2 separate regions of the Homo sapiens genome follow, and region 2 is linked to region 1. A link is a contact called in ENCODE Hi-C or POLR2A ChIA-PET data. All regions are on one chromosome and are shown on one strand. The core of a region is the stretch at or near the end of the contact, and the rest is flanking DNA. Distances in the headings are between cores, read along the strand shown. Region 1 has its middle 22 kb from the start of ACYP2. Region 2 overlaps SPTBN1 (spectrin beta, non-erythrocytic 1).

Region 1 (2,700 bases), core at 95-2,594:
AAAGTGCGGGGATTACAAGCGTCAGCCACTAACCCCAGCCAACTCTCTTGATTTTAAATGTCGCTCTAGATAGAGACATTTCTAGTTCCAGGTCTCTTTGTTTCTCATTTTTATACCTCAGAGATGCTGGTGGGAGGAGTACGAGCAAGACTGGAGAAAGAAAGTGTTTGTAATAGTCCGTGTGAGAAAGGAGGGGTGCCCAGACAAGGGCAGCAACTGTGGGGAAAGAGAGTGAGGCTGATTTAAAAGCCATTTAGGAGGGAGACTTTACAGAGCTATAAGGCAGCTATAGAGGGTGAGGGAGTTGGAGGACCCAAAGATGAACCAGGTTTCCAGCAGAGGTACTGGATGGTTGAAGAAGAAAGAGCAGTTTAAGGAAGGGAAAAAAATGTCAGTTCAGTTTTGAAGATGTTGAATTTGCAGTGCTGGGGAACAATGGAATAGAGCTGTCTTATAGGCACTTTCATTTACAAGTGGGTTATGAAAGAGGGAAGAATAGGGACAGGAACCACATTTCAGCAGGAAAAATGGATCCTGATAATCAGGAGAAGTTGGGATTTCTGCTTCATGGTGGGACAGAGAAGAATATATTTGACACTCCGCTGATCCGTAGGAGCAGCTCTTCTTTCTCTCCTGCCCAGTTGTGATGGTAAGTGAACAATGTAGCCAACCTATGTTATCCTATAATCAGCCTTGGAACAGGGTTGGGTGACAAAGGGCTAAGATTTATCAGGGATGAGGAATGGAATCATCCACCAGTTAAGCCATCTAGAGCAGCATAGGTGCTAGGTGAGGGTGAGGGGAATCTAGAATTGGTAGTGGAAGAGGGAAATGGAGTGTCTCAGAAGTGGCTTTGAGAGCAGCTACAGAGGGAAAGACTGTAACTTGGCCCCCTGACATTCTAGTAAGGTTCTCCTAATGGAACCAACCAGAAATCCAGGGTAGCTAATTTCAAATGGGGTGAACTTACTATAGAAGCAGGTGGGTTCCAGTGACATAGAGGGTGTACAGTGATGCATGCCATGGTGCTCTGCTCAGATCCCCACTTTAGGACCATGATGTTCATTCTCTGGCTGCCAGAAGTACTGGCTGCTTGACAACCTACCTTGAGTTCTTTTAGAATTGTCCTCAGCCAAAGAGAGTTGGCTTTCTAAGTTTATGTGCCCCAGGCTGCATCCAACGACCCATTGATGGTGGGGTACAATCGTTCAGAGTAGACAACTCTGAAGTGAGCTCTGAGCTCCCACTGGTTGGGCTGAGGCTTCTATTGTCGACTGCACAGCAGGTAAACTCCTCCTGCAGCTCAATTCTGCTGCCTTCACTGCTCCAGAGTTGTGTGCCTCCTACATGTAAGTCTCTGCCTGAGAGTCAGTTTCCCAGGGAACCTAACCTAAGACATTAGGGCAATGCAAATGAGCTAAGTCCTCCCCCTTCACAGGAGGAAGTCAGCAGATAATATCTAAGGGTGATAAAAATCAATATGTAAAGGTGTAAGCATATTCTCTAGAGTTACACAGACAACTGCCGGAAGAACTAAAAGTAGAAATATTGAAAAGAATATTGTCTCTGCAAAATGTGACTGCAGATTGATTAGGTGGGAGATTTGCTTTTCCTTCTAAGATTTTCTCAACTACCGAAATTAATATCGTATGCAAATAGTACTTTGACTCAAATCTAATTTTAACATTAAAACAAGACTTTTGGAAACAACTAATGATAAAGAGGTAGTGAGTGAGGCAGAGAGAAGTAATAATGTTTGATTCAGAGGATGTGGCCTAGAATTCAGGTGCTGTTTCTGTGTCTGGGTACAGGTCACTTCCTCTTTTAGAGACTTAGTTTTCTCATCTGTCAAGTGGGAATAACAATGATATTAAATAAAAACCACTTGGCCGGGCGTGGTGGCTCACGCCTGTAATTCCAGCACTTCGGGAGGCCGAGGCGGGTGGATCACGAGGTCAGGAGATCAAGACCATCCTGGCTAACACGGTGAAAACCCGTCTCTACTAAAAATACAAAAAATTAGCCGGGCGTGGTCGTGGGCGCCTGTAGTCCCAGCTACTCCGGAGGCTGAGGCAGGAGAATGACATGAACCTGGGAGGCAGAGCTTGCAGTGAGCTGAGATCATGCCAGTGCACTCCAGCCTGGGTGACAGAACGAGACTCTGTCTCAAAAAACAAACAAACAAACAAACAAACAAACAAACCCACTCAGTATCATTGTGAAGTGTAAATAAAATAATGAAAAGTAAAATGCTTAGTAAAGCTATGAAGAGCTGTCCTACTTAGGAGAATGAAGTACATGTTAGAGATACTGGCAATGTACAAAAACTACAAAAAAGTGGTTAATTCTGGCTGTGGATGAAAAAGGCCTCATGAAGGCAGGATCACTCATGGTTGGCTTGCAAAAGAAAGGAAGATTTTGGTAGGCAGAGAAGAAGACATGGTGGGGAGAAAAAAAATTTTTTTTTTTTTTTTGAGACAGAGTCTTACTCTGTTGCCCAGGCTGGAGTGCAGTGGTGCCATCTCGGCTCACTGCAAACTTCGCCTCCCAGGTTCAAGCAATTCTCCTGCCTCAGCCTACCAAATAGCTTGGATTAGAGGCATGTGCCACCATGCCTAGCTAATTTTTTTGTATTTTTAGTAGAGACGGGGTTTCACATGTTTGCCAGGCTGGTCTCGAACTCCTGACCTCAGGTGATCT
Region 2 (2,700 bases), core at 174-2,673, 540 kb after region 1:
TCTTCATTTCTTGTTTAAAATTATTTTTTTATTTACGTGTGTGTGTGTGTGTGCGTGTGTGTGTCTGTCTGTCTGTCTGAAAGATTTCCTCCCCGGCTGGAGGCCAGTGGACTCTGTTTGACCCTAACTCTTTGACTCACTCCTTACTCTTGCCTTGCCCCGGTTACTTAAGTTGGAGGTTGGGGCAGATCAGGGGTTGGATGCACTAGCACAGGCCAGTCTGGGCCAGCCACTGGATCAATCACTAGCCCCTGTTCCAGTTTGGGTTGAATTTAAGGGCTTGCTGTGAGACTGATGTAATCAAAAAACAAGCCCTTCCTTTCTGCCTCTCTTCTGGCCTTCAAGTGTGTTGGAAAGGAAAAATATTCCTTTGCTTACCACATCTGAGAGGGTTTCCTGGGACCCCTGGTCAGGTTGACTTAAAATAAGATGGGTGGAGAGGGGATTACTCTGTTTCCAATAAAGATTGAGCTCCTGTCTTTACCACTTCCAATCTTTTTTTCTGAGCTGATTCCCAGGCTGAACTATATGTTCTAGGGTGGTATTGTGGAATAGAGAATAACTTATGTTAATTATAATTTTGTATCTGTTGCTTTTAAAACAGCTGCAAAAAAGAAAAATAAATCCACCAAACCCTCCTTAAATGAGCATGAGAAACAGCAATTGGGCAAAGCATTCATAACCTAGGGAAAAAGAATTTCCTTTTTTTGTAATATTAACTCTGAGTATTTTGTAAATAAGATATCCTATGTACTTCCATGTTAGATGCACACAGCTGGTTTCCTGCAGGCGGGCTTGGCTGTTAGGGATGTGTGCATTCAGGCAGGCATGCAGCTGCCTTGCTGCTTCCTCGGTTTCTTTTTATGTCCCCAGTGCTGCAACTGCACAAAGCTGTTGGAAGCAGATGATGCTGTCTAGACTCCTGGATATGATAAAACGTTTCAGCAGCAGCAGCCCTCAGTTGTGGCTTAACCTTCATTTTGCCCTTGACCAAGAGCCTGGGCTACTGGTGTTCCAGAGCTTCCTTAGGATTCCTCAGTTTTAAAAATGAAACGTAAAGATAACCCTGTACTATCAATAAGCATAATAAAGATGGAAGGAGGGAGCTTTCCGATGACCTGCCATCAGGAGAACTACATTTTCTTATTTTTCTCCATTGATGTTAACTGAATTCTGATTTCACTTTAATATCCCCAGAGGCCCACAGAATTGAAACTGACCCTAGAGGGTACTTGTCAGTTATGAAAACACACACATCTGTGAGTTCCAGGTGCTGTAGGAGCACAAACTAAGTAAACATCTAAACCTTCAGATATAATCCCCGCTCCTCGAAACATCCTGACACTGTGGTGAAGCGATTCTCCTAGAATGTAAAGTCATTATAATGTGCTTACGTTCAGGAAGTTTCCTGAGTTGTTGAAAGAGTACCAGAACAAAGACACTGACTCTAACAGATGTGGGTGGGGCATGAGTGGCCTTCAAAGTGCCTGTGAGTGGGAAGAGACTGTCCTCAGCCTGCCCCAGGGGATGTGAACAGGGAGGGAGGGAGCTCCTGACCAAGAGGGAAATTCCAGCCACAGCACAGTTCATGGGGAGCAAGGAACAGTATCCAGCTTCATAAAGCAAGACCCTGTCTCACACCGGAAAACAGGCTCAGAAGTTACCCAGCTGTTTCACTCAGGCACCTGGGGTTCTTGACTATTCACAGAAACCAGAACACCCGCATCTGCTTCATGTGATGAGGGAGCTTTTTTGAGTCTTATTACAGGGAGAGAAAGTGAGAGATGGAAAAGCACTCTTTAAGACTGTGGAAACTACTCCCTAGTTTTAAAAGGTCCTTCTCAGGCCCTTCCCTGTAATTGAATCCGTGATCCAACATGGAGAGAATTTCCTGAGTTTCACTTCCCACGAATGATGTCCGTTGCACTAGTAAACCATTAAGCCACACTCACTTCTTTTAAGCGTCTTCTGAGTCAGCGGCAGTCCCAGATGCCTGTGTGGCTGTGTTTCACACCACACGAAGGCCGTTGTCACACCTGCGCATAGATCGGTGTCATTTGGACATGTGACTCTAAATCCTTGCCTCTTTCTTCCCATCTTGATGGTCCCACTATAGGAGAAAGGCTGCCTGGGCCGGTAACTGCCGGGCATGCATGAGAGTTGATTATATAAGAAATACATTCAGGATTCTGTATGGTCATATTTCTCCCTTAATGAATCTTTCCAGTGTTTGAAGTTACTTTCATTTCTGTTATTTCCGTGAGAGGCGAGGATGTGTGTCCTGTTGTTAATTTCCAGTATCTGGGATTCTTCCCTGCCACTGTAGGACTTCAATGAGATGCCATGCCAAAGGGAATGGAATCCTTTATCCCTTTGACTACTGGCAGGACTCCTGCATTTGTCACTAAACTCCAACTCATATTATCTCCTTTCTAAAGATTTGCGTTCTTGAACTCCCCTAGAAATAGAACTGGAATTTGAGGGAAGGGAATTTCCTTTTGACATTCCTAACCCATCCACATTCTTAGATGACTAATTCTTTTTAGCCCAAATTCACTAACAATCTTTTATTTTTTTAAATTTAATTTTGGTTTCTGATGATAGATGGCAATGGCATAAAATGTCTCTGGCCTTTATTATTTTTTGTTGTTGTAAAAGCAGTAAATGTCTGACATTTTCAAGGGGAAAACTACTGCCCTT

The links. A loop is a pair of places that touch in the nucleus more often than their neighbours do. ChIA-PET counts read pairs that join two places held with the same protein, here RNA polymerase II (POLR2A). Pooled maps may share reads with other maps.
Region 2: a loop to region 1 is called in a map with no recorded cell type, with 6 times the contacts of the local background. The contact joins two enhancer-like sites. A Hi-C loop is called at or near these places in 4 of 168 maps with a recorded cell type or tissue (B cell, GM12878, HCT116 and 1 more), 9 of 37 single-sample maps with no recorded cell type and 8 of 50 pooled maps. POLR2A ChIA-PET finds 5 or more read pairs at or near these places in 2 of 52 experiments (activated B cell and activated T-cell).

What each region holds. Positions count from the first base shown.
Region 1 is chr2:54,091,772-54,094,471 of GRCh38, forward strand. It overlaps a transcript of ACYP2 not described here. Among named protein-coding and RNA genes, the nearest start is that of ACYP2, 22 kb to the right of the region's middle. Within about 2 kb of position 1,345, at least 4 of the 41 ENCODE cell types and tissues checked have a DNase peak (open chromatin) inside an H3K27ac peak, as active enhancers do; they include B cell and OCI-LY7, where a contact is called at or near this core.
Region 2 is chr2:54,633,373-54,636,072 of GRCh38, forward strand. The region is part of intron 17 of SPTBN1 (spectrin beta, non-erythrocytic 1); the gene reads left to right. Among named protein-coding and RNA genes, the nearest start is that of SPTBN1-AS2, 45 kb to the right of the region's middle. RefSeq lists enhancers at 1,405-1,584, 1,825-1,884. Within about 2 kb of position 1,424, at least 24 of the 41 ENCODE cell types and tissues checked have a DNase peak (open chromatin) inside an H3K27ac peak, as active enhancers do; they include B cell and OCI-LY7, where a contact is called at or near this core.